Regions from separate parts of the Homo sapiens genome. Here region 1 is linked to region 2. Evidence: chromatin contacts called from ENCODE Hi-C or POLR2A ChIA-PET data. All regions are on one chromosome and are shown on one strand. The core of a region is the stretch at or near the end of the contact, and the rest is flanking DNA. Distances in the headings are between cores, read along the strand shown.

The links. A loop is a pair of places that touch in the nucleus more often than their neighbours do. ChIA-PET counts read pairs that join two places held with the same protein, here RNA polymerase II (POLR2A). Pooled maps may share reads with other maps.
Region 1: a loop to region 2 is called in a pooled map, with 3 times the contacts of the local background. The contact joins the promoter of KHDC1 here to the enhancer-like site in region 2. A Hi-C loop is called at or near these places in 1 of 168 maps with a recorded cell type or tissue (naive thymus-derived CD4-positive, alpha-beta T cell) and 7 of 50 pooled maps. POLR2A ChIA-PET finds 5 or more read pairs at or near these places in 3 of 52 experiments (CD8-positive, alpha-beta memory T cell, WTC11 and activated naive CD4-positive, alpha-beta T cell).

Annotation. Positions count from the first base shown.
Region 1 is chr6:73,261,841-73,264,996 of GRCh38, forward strand. KHDC1 (KH domain containing 1) reads right to left here and starts at 1,356. Exons shown (of 4, transcript NM_030568.5): 1 at 934-1,356. All of the region lies in intron 2 of LOC122539213 (KHDC1-KHDC1L), which reads right to left. It also overlaps the pseudogene KHDC1-AS1. RefSeq lists a silencer at 1,200-1,469.
Region 2 is chr6:73,470,459-73,473,557 of GRCh38, forward strand. MTO1 (mitochondrial tRNA translation optimization 1) reads left to right here. Exons shown (of 12, transcript NM_012123.4): 4 at 2,907-3,099. Among named protein-coding and RNA genes, the nearest start is that of MTO1, 10 kb to the left of the region's middle. RefSeq lists an enhancer at 1,704-1,773. Within about 2 kb of position 1,578, at least 3 of the 41 ENCODE cell types and tissues checked have a DNase peak (open chromatin) inside an H3K27ac peak, as active enhancers do.

The DNA.
Region 1 (3,156 bases), core at 106-2,605, 210 kb before region 2:
GATAGAGGTTGCAGTGAGCCAAGATCGCACCACTGCACTCCAGCCTGGGTGACAGAGCAAGACTCCATCTCAAAAAAAAAAAAAAAAGCCTAGCTGGGCAAGGTGGTATGTGCCTGCGGTCTCAGCTACTCAGGAGGCTGAGGTGAGAGAATTCATTGAGCCCGGCAGGTTGGAGCTGCAGTGAGCCATGATGGTGCCACAGCCCTCCAGCCTAGGCAGCAGGAAAGAGGCCCTTCTCAAAAAAAAAAAAGCATAGACTCTAGGGCCAAATTGATGTGCTCAAGCAAAGGTTTTGCCACTTACGGTGTAACCTTGGGCCAGTTGCTTAACCTCTCTTGACCTCACTTGCCTTCTTTGTAAACCAGAGGTGATAATAGTATACCCATTTCATAGGGCTGTGGTGAGAACTAGAGGAGTTAATACATTTAAAGAGCTTAAAAGTGTCTGGTGCATAGCAAGTGCTACGTAAATGTTAAACCTTTCCTGCCCTTTTCCTCTGCTCCTCCTTTCCCTTGTTTCCTGTTACAGCATTCCTTCTTTTTTTCTTACTATTTCCTCACTATGCCTTTGCTTGAATACTAAAAAGAAACTACTGGTCCAACAGCAGGCAACACCTCATGCGATTACTTTAAATGACTTCAAAATAATACAAACATATCCAGCACAATAGTTTACATTTTAAAGGTGTTACACCCATTTTGTTTTGAGATGTGTCAACAAAACCCGTGTTTCTTTTCTTTCTATAAGTTTAAAATGTCCCCAAATCAATTAACAATAGAGGAAAGTCACACGATCTGTTTTAATTTTTCTCTTTATACTGCTATCTCCTGTTTCCCCTGTTTTTACACTTCTTTGCAGCTCACTTTCCTTATCTGTAAGATATTCTTAGGATGAACTTAGTAAGAAATGTGCAAGATCTAGATGAAGACCCACCAGATAGGATGCTCTCTTGCAGACACGCAACTCACTGACTCAACCAATGAGGAAATTATCCCACAAAGCAGATAATCCTAATGGAGGGCAGAATTCAGGACTGAGCATCTCAGTGATGCCGCCGGGAACCCAGGCTTCTCTGTCCCTTCACCGGACTAACCGAGTTCGAGACCACAGGGGGGTCAGGTAGCCAAGGCTGGGCTTTGACGGTAGGAATGAAGGAGGTGAGGGTGGCGCGCCGCAGGCCTGGGCCACTCCCTGAGTAGGGCGGCGGCGGCGGCGGCGGCGGCGGCGGCAGCGGCGGCAGCGGCTGCAGGCCTGGCCGATTGTGAGGAGACAGCGGTACCTCCTGGGCCGCGCACCCGACCCTTCCAGGGGTCCCGGCTCGCGCCGCGGCCGCGCGAGGCGCGCTCGAGCGGAAGTGGCGGCGACCCCGCCGGAAGCGCGCGGCTGCGGCGCGGGAAGCAACCCAGAGCCCTCCTCCCGCCTGCTCTGTGTAGGAGACAGCCTGCGGAGCCCACTGCCGGCGCGCAGAGAGCCCAGCAGCTCTTGAGTCCAGGAAGCAAGGGTGGGAGGAGGGACGAGCCAGTGGCAATGACCCAGACCCGGACGACCCCCATTGCTGAGCCAGCGGAGCTGCTTGGTGAGTGGCCTCCAGGCGGCATCTCTTGCTCTCAGCCCGGAGGGGGTTTTGGGGACCCAGGCTGTGGGGCTGCCTCTTCCCATGCCTTCAGTTCACCCCGATATGGGGTGAAAAACCCTAGAGACCCTCGGGTGTCGGTCCACCAAGGGAGGTCCAGACTCCCCAGGAATGTTGCCTGGGGAGGGGTGTCGCGGTGGGGGGGGGGGTGACCCAGGCCCACCCTCTGCAGGGCACTTAAAATGCTCCACATCCCCAGTGGATGCCTCCTGTCACGCATCACACCGTGGTGTATTTGAGATCCCATCTGCCACTTGGGCTGGAGGGAAATGAATGTTTTTGGGTTTCTTGTCATTGCTTCCTGCGGATTCCATTTTACTCCTGTTCGTTTATGGCCTCAAACATGAATTTGAAGAATTTTGCCCTCCCTGGCAGTATTGGGAAGAAGATTCTTTTGTTCAAGTCCGTTTGGACAATTAGATGGGAGTATTAACAAAAGGTCGGGCTGGGCACAGTGGCTCACACCTGTAATCCCAACACTTTGGGAGGCCAAAGAGCAAGGATCGCTTGAGCCCAGGAGTTCGAAACCAGCTGGGGCAACAGAGGGAGAACTTGTCTCTACAAAAAATTTAAAAATCAGCTGGGCATGGTGGTGCACGCCTGTAGCCCAAGCTATATGGGAAGCTGAGGTGGGAGGATTGCTTGAGCCCGAGAGTTTGAGGCTGCTGTGAGCTGAGATCACGCCACTGCATTCCAGCCTGGGCAACAAAGCAAGACCCTGTCTGAGGTCAACTCTGCCCCCAGGAAGGTATGGGACCTTGCAATCTTATCTAGGTTGCGTCTTTTTCATTGAAATCACGAAATCATTAAGGTAAGTAGGGAAGGGTCAAGATAGCTAAGATGAGTGAGGGGACACAGACACCAATAAAAGTTCTAACTTTGAGGACTCCTCCAGTATTCTTTTCATCCTAAAGCTTCTGGCCTATCAGCTAGTTCAGACACAGCCTAGGAGTCTCAAGCCAGTACAGGAACAAGGAGGCAGGTTGCCCTCTTGGGGCAAAGCTGTGGCCCCACCCTTGATGAAGAACGCCTGTAGGAACCCAGGACCTGTGAGCAGGTAGAGTCCTGAAGGTTTAAGATTCTGTGGAGCAGGTATGTGCAGTGCCAGTGCGCAACCAGCAACTGATGGACAGGAATAGGTAGAGCTGCTCTGAGTGCATTCCTTTGGCAAGCCTGGGCCAGAGGCACACAGGAAGGAATTAGTCATGTGGTATCATAGGCCAGGTGTGGAAGCAAATGAGCCAGAGTGGAACCAGGACCAGCCAGGGCCAAGGCAGGGAGAAGAGTTCCTCTAGCTGACATTGACAGGAAAGCAGAGTCAAAAACCTGGAATGGTTTGCTTCAAAGACTGGATGCTGCCTAATGACCTCGAAGGCCAGTGATACCTGGACTCTTGAGTGAGCAAGGCAGATTTTGGAATGAGCACACAACTTCAAGTAAGCCCGGAGATGATTACCTGTAGTTTCTGCTGCTCTTAGAGGCAGAATCATCTGAGAACTGATTGAGGAGTGCATGTATACCCC
Region 2 (3,099 bases), core at 328-2,827:
GCCTCCCAAAGTGCTGGGATTACAGGCATGAGCCACCGCGCGTGGCCCAGGAGTGTCATCTTTTAAAATACATATCTTAATTCCCATTTTCATTTTTATTATAGATTTATTAATTTTCTTGATTGGGAAATACATACTTAGGGCCAACAACTTAAAGGCTACAAAAAGCATATAGAGTGAAAAGATAGTCTGTCTTAGCTGGGCATTATGGGCATTATGTGATTATGGCTCACACCTATAATCCCAGCACTTTGGAAGGCCGAGGCAGGTGGATCACCTGAGGTCGGGAGTTTGAGACCAGTCTGGCCAACATGGCGAAACTCGTCTCTACTAAAAATACAAAAATTAGCCAGGCATGATGGCTCACGCCTGTAGTCCCAGCTACTCAGGAGGCTAAGGCAGGAGAATCACTTGAACCTGGGAGATGGAGGTTGCAGTGAGCTGAGATCTTGCTACTGCACTCCAGCCTGGGTGAGAGAGCAAGAGTCTGTCTCAATAGAAAAAAAAAAGATAGTCTGTCTCCTTCACTTTGTCCCCTCAACCAGCCAGTTTTCTTTCTCAGGAGCATTTGCTTTGTTAATCTGTTGTGTGGTCTTTCTACCTAGGCATATGTACATGTCTTCATGCATATGTATATGTATTTTTTGTTGTTTTCACAAAATCGTAGCATATTATACACACTGTTCCTCTGTACCTTTTTTTAAAAAAAAAACTTAATCTGTGTTTGCTTTGCTTTTGGAGGCCATGCTTTTTTTTTTTAAGTTTGTGGGTTTGTTCCGATGGTTACCTTAAAAGCTATGATTTTATATATAATATAATATGCTCACTGACTTCCCTCAAGTAACAATTACTAAATTAGTTTTACTTTCATTTCCTTTTCTCCCCCGACTTTCTTTATTTTCCAGATTTAATGGTTATATTGTTTTTATTAGTATTTATGTTTATACCCTTAAATTGTTTATTTTTTTATTTTTGAGACAAGTTCTCTCCCTCTTTCTTAGGCTGGAGTGCAGTGGCATGATCACAGCTCGCTGTAGCCTCGACCACCTGGACCCAAGTGATCTTCCTGCCTCAGCCTCCTGTGTAGCTGGGACCACAGGCATGTGTCACCACCCCTGGCTAATTTATTATTTTTTTTTGTAGAGATGGGGGTCTCACTATGTTGCCAGGACTGGTCTTGAACCCCAGGGCTCCAGTGATCTTCCTGCCCCAGTCTCTCAAAGTGTTCATATTATAGTCATGAGCCACTGAGCCTGGCCGATTTAATTTAATATCTTTAAATGCTATTTTGTGATCCTGTCCATATTTTATAGGCCCAACAATAACAATTTTTTTGTGGTAAAATATACAAACCATAAAATGTACCATTTTAACCATTTTTAAGTGTACAATTCAGTGCTATTAAGTACATTGACAGTGTTGTGCACCCATCACCACCAACGGTCTCTTGAACTTTTTCATCATCCCAAATTAAAATTCTGTACCCATTAAACAAAAAGTCCCCATTACCTGAAGAATAAACCTCCATTTTACTGTAAGGTAGAGCTATCTGAGGACAAAACCTTAATGTGTAAATTTCAGCTGTTTCTTTCATTTTCTGTTCCAAGTTTCATTTCTACATTCCTCCTCAGTTCTTATTCTCAGTTCTCTAATTTCTGAGCCTTTGCAGGGCAAATTAGTTCATTCTCATTGATATATCTTCTCTTCAGATATTAATACTTAAGTTATAGCTATCTCCCCTCTGCTAGATGAGTTACCATTCTTCCAAACACTTTCTATCTTTCAAAAATACATTGAAATTTCTCATCTTCTGACTGGTTCTTTTTCATTACTTGTCCTTTTGGTTTTATACCTTTTTTATTCCCCTATTTAATTTTCTTTGAGTTTTAGAAGGGAGAAGAAATGAGAGGTTGTATGCCATATTTATCCTGAAGTCTAAAATTAATTAATTTTTTAAATTAATTGAGACTAACTTTTTAGTGCTGATATGATTTTAGGTACATGTGAATTGGTGATAACACATTGTATTCTCTCTCCTAGATTGCTTAGATTGAGATTGATAACATATTAGCCTTCTTACTCATTTAAAATTCTTTGTCTGGGGTAGGGGAAATGGGAAGATACTGCTCAAAGGTTATACATTTTCAGCTGTAAGTTGAATAAGTTCTAGCAATCTAGTGAGCAGTATGGTAACTGCAGTTAATAATAATGTATGATATACTTGAAATTTGCTAAGGGAGTAGATCATAAGTGTTCTCACCACACAAAACGTGTAACTATGTGAGGTGATGGTTATATTAATTAGCTTGATTATGGGTATCATCACAGAAGGTATACTTGTATCAAAACACCATGTTGCATACTCTAAATATATACAGTTTTTTATATGTCTGTTATATGTCGATAAGTCTTGAAAAAACAAAAATATTAAAAAAGATTCTCAAGTTTTTAAAGACTGATAGTTTTTCTGTAGTTGTAATGTAAAATAGTCACATTCCATTTTGATCCATGGTAACAATTTAAAAAATGACTTTAGGCCGGGCGCGGTGGCTCACGCCTGTAAGTAATCCCAGCGCTTTGGGAGGCAGAGGTGGGTGGATCACCTGAGGTCGGGAATTCGAGACCAGCCTGACCAACATGGAGAAACCCCATCTCTACTAAAAATATAAAACTAGCTGAGCGTGGTGGCGCATGCCTGTAATCTCAGCTACTCGGGAGGCTGAGGCAGGAGAATTGCTTGAACCCGGGAGGCGGAGGTTGCAGTGAGCGGACATTGCACCACTGCCCTCCAGCCTGGCGATAGAGTGAGACTTCATCTCAGATAGATAGATAGATAGATAGATACATAGATACATAAATACATAGATACATAGATAATGACTTTATTCTTTTTTCTTGTTATTTAGTGGATGGAAGCACAGTATATGCAGAGAGTGTGATTCTGACTACTGGGACATTTCTGAGAGGCATGATTGTAATTGGATTGGAGACGCATCCAGCAGGACGTTTAGGGGATCAGCCTTCTATAGGATTGGCTCAGACACTGGAGAAGTTAGGGTTTGTGGTGGGAAGGTTGAAGACTGGGACTCCACCCCGAAT